Regions from separate parts of the Homo sapiens genome. Here region 2 is linked to region 1. A link is a contact called in ENCODE Hi-C or POLR2A ChIA-PET data. All regions are on one chromosome and are shown on one strand. The core of a region is the stretch at or near the end of the contact, and the rest is flanking DNA. Distances in the headings are between cores, read along the strand shown.

Region 1 (5,132 bases), core at 1,157-3,656:
AAAAAATGTGTTTTACACCAGTTAGAATGGCGATCATTAAAAAGTCAGGAAACAACAGGTGCTGGAGTGGATGTGGAGAAACAGGAACACTTTTACACTGTTGGTGGGACTGTAAACTAGTTCAACCATTGTGGAAGTCAGTGTGGCGATTCCTCAGGGATCTAGAACTAGAAATACCATTTGACCCAGCCATCCCATTACTGGGTATATACCCAAAGGATTATAAATCATGCTGCTATAAAGACACATGCACATGTATGTTTATTGCGGCACTATTTACAATAGCAAAGACTTGGAACCAACCCAAATGTCCAACAATGACAGACTGGATTAAGAAAATGTGGCACATATACACCATGGAATACTATGCAGCCATAAAAAAGGATGAGTTCATGTCCTTTGCAGGGAAGTGGATGAAACTGGAAACCATCATTCTCAGCAAACTATCGCAAGGACAAAAAACCAAACACCGCATGTTCTCACTCATAGGTGGGAATTGAACAATGAGAACACTTGGACACAGGAAGGGGAACATCACACACCAGGGACTTTTGTGGGGTGGGAGGAGGGGGGAGGGATAGCATTAGGAGCTATACCTAATGCTAAATGACGAGTTAATGGGTGCAGCACACCAACATGGCAGATGTATACATATGTAACAAACCTGCACATTGTGCACATGTACCCTAAAACTTAAAGTATAATAATAATAAAATAAAAAATGTGTTTTATGTATTCACATATTTATATACACCCTAATAATCCTTAAAATTACAAGGAAGTCTATTAAAATTATAATAGCATGTTAAGAAATATTATCCAAAACTTGGAAAAATAGACAAGATTCACTGAATGGCCTTTCAATGCATTTTGGAACACAGTCTAGCAAGTCCATTCCATGGTTATCTCATTCTCTAAGGGAATGTTCCTTTGTTGAACTTGTTTACTATTGATTGGGGGCTAGACTCTGTGAAGCTACATAAGAACATGTAGATTTTCTTTTCTAGTAAAGAATCAAATTATTTCTGTCCTGTAGGAAGGCAACCTCAAAGGTTACAGTTTTATTACCTGTAAGATATTAACCGGTTTTTTACCTAAACTAGCAACCTTCGTCATTGTGCTGGCATGCCTATATGCTCAGTCTCTCAAATTCACTTTCATCCAGTTTTATCATTTTGCTGGTTCCCTCATTGTCGAGTTAAATAAATCTTTGACATTTGCTTACTTAAGATTTGTATGAGAATCAAGTTTTTAATACAGTATTTAAAAAATACTTTGGCAATGGCCATATATAGCTGGTAGGTTTACAGGAGATTTTGATTTTCTTTTTATATTCTTCTGTATTTGTCGAATGTCCATTAAAGGACATGTTTTACTTTTATAAAAAGAAAGCACAAAAATGTCTGTATGTATATACACATGCATTCTATATTAATTTCTCAGGCTGTACTTTCCCTAACTCTATACCCAGTAACAGGCCAACCTCCCGAAGATGCATAAAGACACCTTTGCCGTTGACCAGGCAGACCCTGCATCCACAGGACATAGAGAGAAAGGTGCTCCCTGAACACTGATCTGGATAAGCATTGCTGGGTCAGTGCAGAGGCGTCCATTTCCCCAGTCTGCCGAGCTGGCCTAAAGCTGAGGACCTCTTAGTGGGAGCTGAGGACATGTGCCTGAAGAGGCAAGCCCTTGACTGATGGAAATTGGAGTCTGAGTTCCATGTGGGGGACTGGGAAGCACAGCAAGGTCTGAAATGGGAGACCCAGGGAAGGGCAGAGAGGACCAAAGGAGGAAGGGGGTCTACAGTGTGGGAAACAGCCTGGACGCAACAGCCGGGGGAGGAGGCCTGCTCTGGCCCCAGTGGCCCCTTGTAAGCAGGAAAGGCAGCTGGCTAGACCTCTTCTGTGTTATTCACTCTGATTTTATCCTTTATCTTCCCCTCCCAACCTCACCTCCTTTCTAACCCCAAAGCCATGCAGCTAATATGACTAAGATTGCTGGGCGTTTGCTTGGAAATGCAAATGAGAATTTCTGGTAGTTTCCTAGTTTCCTTGATCTCCTTTGTCAAGTTTATTGAGGGGAAAGGACTCTCGGTTAAAAAAAAAAAAAAAAGAAAATCCAGATTTTGAACACCAGCTCTCTTTAATGCCAACTTCCTGAGGAGCTGCCCAGCTCTGTAACAACCTGGAACAGAGGCGCCATCACAGACTTGGCTCTGACGGGCGGCACAGCAAGAAGCCTTGCTCGCGTGTGGGACGTGCCCGTTCTGGCCTGGAGAGAGGGCCCAGAGACACCACCTCGCCACCGCCACCTGATTACTCATTGTCACCAATGAGATGACAAGAACTGATGACGCATTTCCCTTTTGCTGCACTCTGACACCTCAGAGACCACAGCAGAGAAAAAGCTGCTTTTGTAAAACTGGAACATGAACTACGCGGACGCCCCAGAGGAGGTCTCTGCTGCCCTCTGTTGCTGGCTTCTTAGTAACCCTAACCATTTTTAAGAATACAGTATTTGGTTTCAGTAACTTTATTACATGAAAAGTATGCTCGGAGGAAAAAATGTGTCAAATTTAATCAGTCGTGGGTACTATCAACATTTTAAATTGTTGCCAATCTAATAGAGGAAAATGGTATCTCATTGCTGTTTTAATTTTCATTTTAAAAATTCTAAGTGAGGCTCAAAATAGTTTATTTTTCCAGTTTCCTGCCAGTGGGTATACTTTTCTTTTTTTGTTTTTTTAATCTTTTTTTATTGATTTAGAAAAGTTTTTGCTGTAAATGCGTTTCTTTTTATACTAATGCTTTTCTCTGTTATATAGTCAAATTTATCAGTCTTTTCTTTATAACTTCCGGCTTTCATGTTCCTTAGGCTATGGATTTTTTTAAATGCATGCATATATTTAGTATAGTTTTTAGTATTTAAAACTTTAATCAATCTGGAATTTATTTTTATTGTAAAGTGGGAAATAGAAGTACAGCTTTATGTTTCTTTGTTTTTAAAATGGCTTGCAAGTTGTACCAATATTCTTCCTTAAATGCTCCATTTTATGGCTTACTTGAAGTGCATTTTTGCTTCTAATGAGACCTGACTTTCTGGCCTATTTCAGGACTTTACATTGTTCTGTTGGTCTGTTTTTCTCCTCCTGTATCAGTACCTATAATGTGTAACTACTAGACATGTATTAATGTAATAGAATACATTTCAATATTATATAGGGCTAGTTTCCCCTCTTGACTATTCTTATTATACATTTTTTATCTTTCTAGATAAACTTTAAAATCAAGTTTTTAAAAGACACTGTTGATGTTTTGATTGGGAATGTGTTATATTTAATTTATAAGAGAAAATTGATACTGTTATATTTTGTGTCCTTGTAGCTAAGGCTTATGTCTTTCCCTTTTAAAATTTGTCTTTTTTTAAAGTTCACCAATAGATTTTAAAAGTTCTTTTCATGTTGGCCCTGCACATATTTTTGTTGATTTTATCCCTAGAGTTATTTTTTGGTTGTTACTATAAACGGGAACTGTTATTCCATTGTATTTTCTGATTATTGCTTGAATACAGCATTTCCACAGCTGATCCTTTCCTAAAAGCTGACACTATGACAGCAGTTGGAAATTAAAAAGGAAAGCCATGGCAAAAGACAGTCACAGCTCCACTTGGCTGTTCTGTTCTTTCAGAAAACGTAGTGACCTCGTATGAGTACATCCCCTGAGGTAGGGTCAAAAGAAAGTCTGTTAGGACACCTAAGAGTTTCTTGGAGATGTCAGGATATCCACCGGGGTTCTGAAGTAAAGATGCTGTCATTATTTTAATATAAATGATCAATTATGAAGATATAGTTGATTGGTATAAAACCATTTTTAAAATCTATATTGCTGCATAGTCTTCAGACTTTTATTTTCATTGCCGTGGGGAAGTTTGTATGAATTAGAGGAGCTCCATGGTTTTCATCCTATAAGGGACTTCAGAAAAATAGCATGAAAGCAAAACTGTGGTAGGGTCAACACACGGTGCTCCTTTATTTGGTTTGAGGTGTAAGTTAATAAATCACCTTCTGATAAGCTGCTGACAGAATTTATTTGCACCAACTGTAGTAGGGCCACCTCCTCCATATAGACACTGAAGTCCACAGTGGTGTTTGTGCCGTCTTTGAAAAGGACTGTCATTCCAGCATTCATAACCGCCAGGGCATTTTGCTGATGTGAGGCCTGTCGGAAAGCTGAAGCAGACTCTCACTGGAATACAACAAGAACGACTTTCTTTTTTCTTCTTCGAGACGGAGTCTCGTTCTGTTGCCCACGCTGGAGGCTGGAGTGCAGTGGCGTGATCTTGGCTCACTGCAACCTCCACCTCCCTGGTTCAAGCAAATTCTCCTGCCTCAGACTCCCCAGTCGCTGGGACTACAGGCATGTGCCACCACGCTCAGCTAATTTTTTGTATTTTTAGTAGAGATGAGGTTTCATCATGTTGGCCAGGCTGGTCTCGAACTCCTTACCTAAGGTGATCCGCCTGCCTCGGCCTCCCAAAATGCTGGGATTACAGGTGTGAGCCACCGCGCCCAGCTGACTTTTTGTTTTAATAAATTTCAAACCTACAGAAAAGTCTCAAGGATGGTACAATAAGTAATAATACCTATATACCCTTCACCTGGATTCACTGATCACCAGCAGTTAACATTATGCCACATACACTCACTCTTGCTGTAGCTAACCCCGGCTACCCCCATCAGATGGTTTTAGCTGAATCACGTAAGAGTTAATTATTGACATCATAACACTTCATCCTTAAATATTGCCTCATGTAACTCCTAAAATACAAGGGCTTTCTCCTACGTAACCTTACCATCATTGTCAGGATAATGAGACTTATTAATGAGTATTGAAACAATAGTGTTGTTTAACATACAGTTCATATTTGAATTTTTCCAATTACACAAATACTGCATTTACGATCTCCCCCATGGGAGCGGTGAAGATGTCATCTTCTTAGCTCTCTTGACTCCTTTACTCTAGGAAAGCTCTCCAGCCTTTTTTGTTGTTCATGACACTGACATTTTGGAGAGTCAGACTAGTTGTTTTGCAGCTTGCTGCTCAATTTGGGTTTATCTGATTCTTTTTTCA
Region 2 (4,944 bases), core at 2,218-4,717, 42 kb before region 1:
TGGTCTATAACTCAATGGTTGGAGATCTTGTTAAAAGTATTAATGTCACATTCGGTTAAGTTGAATTCTATAGCTTCAAGTTTGACCTTCACCCAGATCCAGATATTTGCATTATCTCCACCACTATTTACAAAAGAGAAAGAATGTGAACAGATAAATGCAAACTTAACAACCCTACTGGGAAAACAAGGCCAAACACTCATCCTAGGATGTCTGGGTTAGCGTCTCCATTCTCATCCGTGAAGGCTATGCTGGCCAAGTTGGGCTCTCATTCAGGGAGGAGCCTCAGCTTTTCTCCATCTCCAGAGCAGAGGCTTCTAGACTTTGGAGTGCTGAAGAATCCTCTGGCACGCTGGTGAAAATGCATATTCCTGGGCCTTTGTACTAGGATTTGGATTCAGTGGGTCAGGGAGGGGCTTTAGAATGCATTTTTCTGAGTGATATTGATTCAGGTGTCTTCAGGCAAATGTTGAAAATCACTATTCTAGTGCAGGGTTTCCTGGTGTTCCCTAATTGTGAGGACAATCTGGAACATCAGGGAAATGCAGTTTCCAGGTCCATCCCCTGCTAATTCTGATTCAGTGGTGCTGGGATGGGGAGGCAGGACTTTCTTTTTTGAGACGGGGTCTTGCTCTGCCACTCAGGCTGGAGTGCAGTGGTATGAACACGGCTCACTGCAGCCTGATCTCCTGGGCTCAAGCAATCCTCCTGCCTTAGCCTCCTGAGTAGCTGGGACCACAGGCACGTGCTACTGTGCTCAGCTATTTTTATTTTATTCTATTTTAAATCTTTGTAGAGATGAGGATTTCACCATGTTTCCCAGGCTCATCTTGAACTCCTGGGCTCAGGTGATTTTCCTGCCTCAGCCTCCCAAAGTGCTGAGATTATAGGCATGAGCCACCATGCCCAGCTGAGGCAGGAATTTCTATGACATCAGGCAACTCTTACTTACTATTAGGTTTGGGAACATTACTCTGGGGATCATTTAATGCATGGCCCTTGGGTACCAAGGTAGAGTTGTATCTTAAGGCACTGGTTGCCACACTTGGCTGCACAGTGGAACCACTGAGGAAGTTTTAAAATATACGGATGCCTGGGTCAGTATGGGGCAGCCTGGGCACTGGTATTTAAATGCTGCCCAGATGATTCTAACGTGCAGTCGTGTTTGAGAAGTCTTAAAGCCACAACGCCTGGGGGGAATTCAATGAACTGATTATCTTGTGCTGAATCCCCAGTGGGTGTGAGTGGAGTGGATTTAATTATGGAAAGAATTGGAGATGGGATTCAGATCCTGCTTTTTCCCACTTCTCACTGAGGACTGAGACATATGTCTGAGTGTTTCAGGACCTAGCTCTGAACTACAAGAGTTGTCAAATGAAGCAGGGCCTGTAAACTTTGCATGCCCTCTGGGGCTCTGACAGAATACTTAGCCACAGAAAATGAACCATTAACAGAAAAAGCAGCACCAACTAAATACAAATCTGAGGCATGAACAGCAAAGGAGTGAGCCTTCCGCTGAGGTCAGCCTGGGAGCTGTCTTTGAGGATGAGTCATCTGTCCATTGAGCAGACTCTGAGGACGCAGCCCTTCCCAGGTGCAGGGAGGCAGAGGATGAAGAGCCTTTCTTTCCTTACCTCACCCTGTTCTTGGTCTGAGAGCAGGAAAGAAGAGTCAGGGAGCAGCCTCCCCTAGCACTCCACTTGGGCAGGGTGACTTGCCCCACCCCTCAACGGCTCACTTTCCCTGAAGCTCAGGAGGTATTCAGCTAATAGTACCACTGCTCCTTTCAATAGCATGTCAGCTATTCAAAGTCCTGTGTACATTTGACTTTTGCAATAACTCTAAAAGTGTGGGAGGGTAGGTATGATTATTTACATTTTTTAAAGAAACAGACAGGAGGCTGAATTGCCCAAGGACACACACATGGTTATGATGGCAGCCCAGATGACTGTCAGCCACTGATTTGCCCTCAGCTCTGTGCATTTGATGCCATTCTGTATCCCTAAGCATCCCCAACCATACTTACTTGATAGCACCCACAGCTGCAATAGCCCCGAATACAGCTGGCTTTCCTACCTTCCCTCCAAAACCTCCACCCACTCGTTTTACATGACAGGTGATCCTGTTGATGGGGATGTTTAAAGTAGAGGACACTGTTTTCTGTAAAAGTGAGATAACAAGAAGGTTTATAAGAGTGAAATGGAAAAGAAGCTTTTTGTTTCTTGAAACAGCATCCCAGCAGAATTCATTCACATCTACCATTGGTAAAAAAAATGGAGATAGTCTGAATCTGTCTGGTGGGGCTCTGTTTAGCTCGTAAACACCGTTGGTCCGCACAGAGCAGCCCTTCTAGCAGAAAAATGGTATTTTCCAGAAGGAAAACTGTCAGAGCCCTGGATTCCTGTGAGAAGCTGGGTTCCTAGTCTAAAGTCCCAAGGAGATGAAAGCCGGCGAACTCCTGACAACCTACCAAGGAGATGATGTGTTTGCAGCTAAACCTAGAGCACTTTGTGACTGGGGAAATGAAAATGTACTATAAAGTGATGTGTTGACTCCAAAGGTTATCTGTGATGATTATTTTAGAGAAAAATCAAGTACAGAAATAGTTTAGTGATGCCATCTCATCACAGAGCTCATCTAAGCATGATGCAAATGAACGTACTCTTGAAACCTAAAATTACTGTGACTATTTTTTTATTTACTTGAAAAGACCAAAAAAAAAAAAAAAGGTTCTGAGGTCTTGGCTGCATTATTGATGTCTGATGTCTAATGCTTGGATTCCAGGTTTCTGCAGGTAAAATGGCCAGTGATTGTGAGGCTGTGGGATCGACTGTGATCATGGAATTAGGAAGGTGGGGACGTGGGTATTATCCTGGACCTCACCTGCACGTGGGCTGGGTCCTGTGTGGACACATAAATGTCCAGTTCTTTGTCCTCTGTCTTTGGAATAACAAGCACTCTTTGTGTTTCCATGTAAAAATGTTCCTGTCCTCCAACATGGACCTCTCCTGTTAAGCATAAGCACAGAACAACTCCTAAGGTGTGTGCTGGTGGGAAGCCACCGTCTTGGAGAGCCACCGTCTTGGAGAATTCAAAAGCCAGTAAGATGTGGACTGGCTGGCCTGGATTTTTTTTTTTTTTGAGGTGGAGTCTCGCTCTGTCACCCATGCTGGAGTGTAGCAGCGCGATCTCGGCTCACTGCAACCTCCGCCCCCCAGGCTCAAGCGATTCTCCTGCCTCAGCCTCCCAAGTAGCTGGGATTACAGCTCCTGCCACCATGACTGGCTAATTTTTGTATTTTTAGCAGAGATGGGGTTTCACCATGTTGGCCAAGTTGGTCTCGAACTCCTGACCTCAGGTGATTCACCTGCCTCGGCCTCCCAAAGTGCTGGGATTACAGGTGTGAGTCACCGTGCCCTGCCTGGCTGGCCTGGATTTATCCTGACGAAGGAACCAGGCATTTGTCCTGTGGCAATCTGTTTCAGAGACAATAGTTCTGGATCACAAATTAAAAGTGCCAAGTTTTGTTCCTTACTCTGCCCAAACCAAAATCTTAGAGATTTTCTTTTATTTATGCTATTGCTCCCTACCCACCAACGCCAAAACTGCACATACACACACACACACACACACACACACACACACACAATTTGAAAGGAAGAGATGTAAGAGAAATTTGGCAAAGCACCAAGACTTTAGAGGCTGGACTTTCTGAGGGGAAATCATACACTTTTGATGGTTGCTTCAGAATAGAATCAGGCAGAGTCTATTAAGTATCCCTGGGAGCTCACCTTCAACAATTTGGTCGACTTTTTCAAAGGCCTCCTCAACGTTTCCTTTTTCAAGTTTTTTTTTCACGGCACAGGAATGAATTGTGTTTTATGGCATCCTAAATTGCAGAAAAACAAAAAAGCATAAAAGCCAGTTCTTCCGACTTTTCCTTCCACTGTTAGTTTTTTCTTAAAAGCCAGTATGCTCTGGAAAATCACTGTCTCCCGGGACAGATGAAAGGTGTCAAACAAGCAAGGGAGAATTAGAGCGGTAGGCTGGCTGCAGAGATGGGAAGTCCAAGGAAAGGTCTTCTAGATTTGCAGAGAAAACCAGCAAGAAGGATTAGCGAAACCTTCAGAAGGAAGCTACGTTCATAACTGAGGGCTGGGGACACTATGATGATCCCGGACGATGAATACTAATTTCTTATTTAAATGTGACTCTCCAGGGAACATGAGATAAGTCAAATGTGCATGATGGGTGAGGTTTGGGAATCTGCCTTTTTTTTTTCGTTTACCTTTTCCTTGAAGAAAAATGCTTGTGTTAGACTACTTAGGTAGCTCAGGTACAAGAACCTCTCACTCAGGGATCTGAAAAATACTGAGGCTGTCTTGAGAGGGAAGACACAAGTTATTACACATCTCTGGGGCAGAAAAGCCCAGTACACATTGTATTAGGTTGGTGCAATAGCAATTGTAGTTTTTGCTATAAAAGTTTGCAATTGCTTTTGCACCAACCTAATAGGAAGTTTGTTCCTTTCTTTGAGTATTTGGCATCATCTCATAAGGGCTTTTCTAGCTCTTTGTTCTATGTTTTTTTTTTCTTCCCCCTGACAATAACATGAACTGACTTACAAATAAAGACTGGTTCTGTGGACTGACCTACTGACAGCGGATCCTTGTTTAGCCTTTAGAACCAAGGTATTTTTTCATACTTCTGAATGACACCTGTCTCCTGCCTTCCTAGGCTCTGATGGCCTCAGATGCCATAGCCTTTCTTGCTGATGATGCTCCTGGGAGCAGCTAATATTGATGGAGAGCTTGCTTTGTGCTAAGCACTGTGCAATAACAGCGTATGTACTTGTATCCTTACGTTCATTCTGTTATGATCTCTGTTTCCTAGATGAGGAAACTGGGCTTAGAGAGGTTAAAAGAACTTTCTCAAAGTCACACT

The links. Hi-C counts contacts between places; a loop is a spot of excess contacts on that map. ChIA-PET counts read pairs that join two places held with the same protein, here RNA polymerase II (POLR2A). Pooled maps may share reads with other maps.
Region 2: a map of PC-9 shows a loop between it and region 1 (2.9-fold over the local background). The contact joins two enhancer-like sites. A Hi-C loop is called at or near these places in 13 of 168 maps with a recorded cell type or tissue (Caco-2, HCT116, HepG2 and 9 more), 1 of 37 single-sample maps with no recorded cell type and 20 of 50 pooled maps. POLR2A ChIA-PET finds 5 or more read pairs at or near these places in 17 of 52 experiments (A549, AG04450, Caco-2 and 13 more).

Annotation. Positions count from the first base shown.
Region 1 is chr2:200,710,470-200,715,601 of GRCh38, reverse strand. LINC01792 (long intergenic non-protein coding RNA 1792) reads left to right here. Exons shown (of 3, transcript NR_037886.1): 3 at 1,472-3,297. It also overlaps the pseudogene AOX3P-AOX2P and the pseudogene AOX3P. Among named protein-coding and RNA genes, the nearest start is that of LINC01792, 22 kb to the left of the region's middle. RefSeq lists an enhancer at 2,208-2,487. Within about 2 kb of position 2,406, at least 35 of the 41 ENCODE cell types and tissues checked have a DNase peak (open chromatin) inside an H3K27ac peak, as active enhancers do; they include PC-3 and PC-9, where a contact is called at or near this core.
Region 2 is chr2:200,753,739-200,758,682 of GRCh38, reverse strand. It overlaps the pseudogene AOX3P-AOX2P and the pseudogene AOX2P. Among named protein-coding and RNA genes, the nearest start is that of LINC01792, 21 kb to the right of the region's middle. Within about 2 kb of position 3,467, at least 3 of the 41 ENCODE cell types and tissues checked have a DNase peak (open chromatin) inside an H3K27ac peak, as active enhancers do; they include PC-3 and PC-9, where a contact is called at or near this core.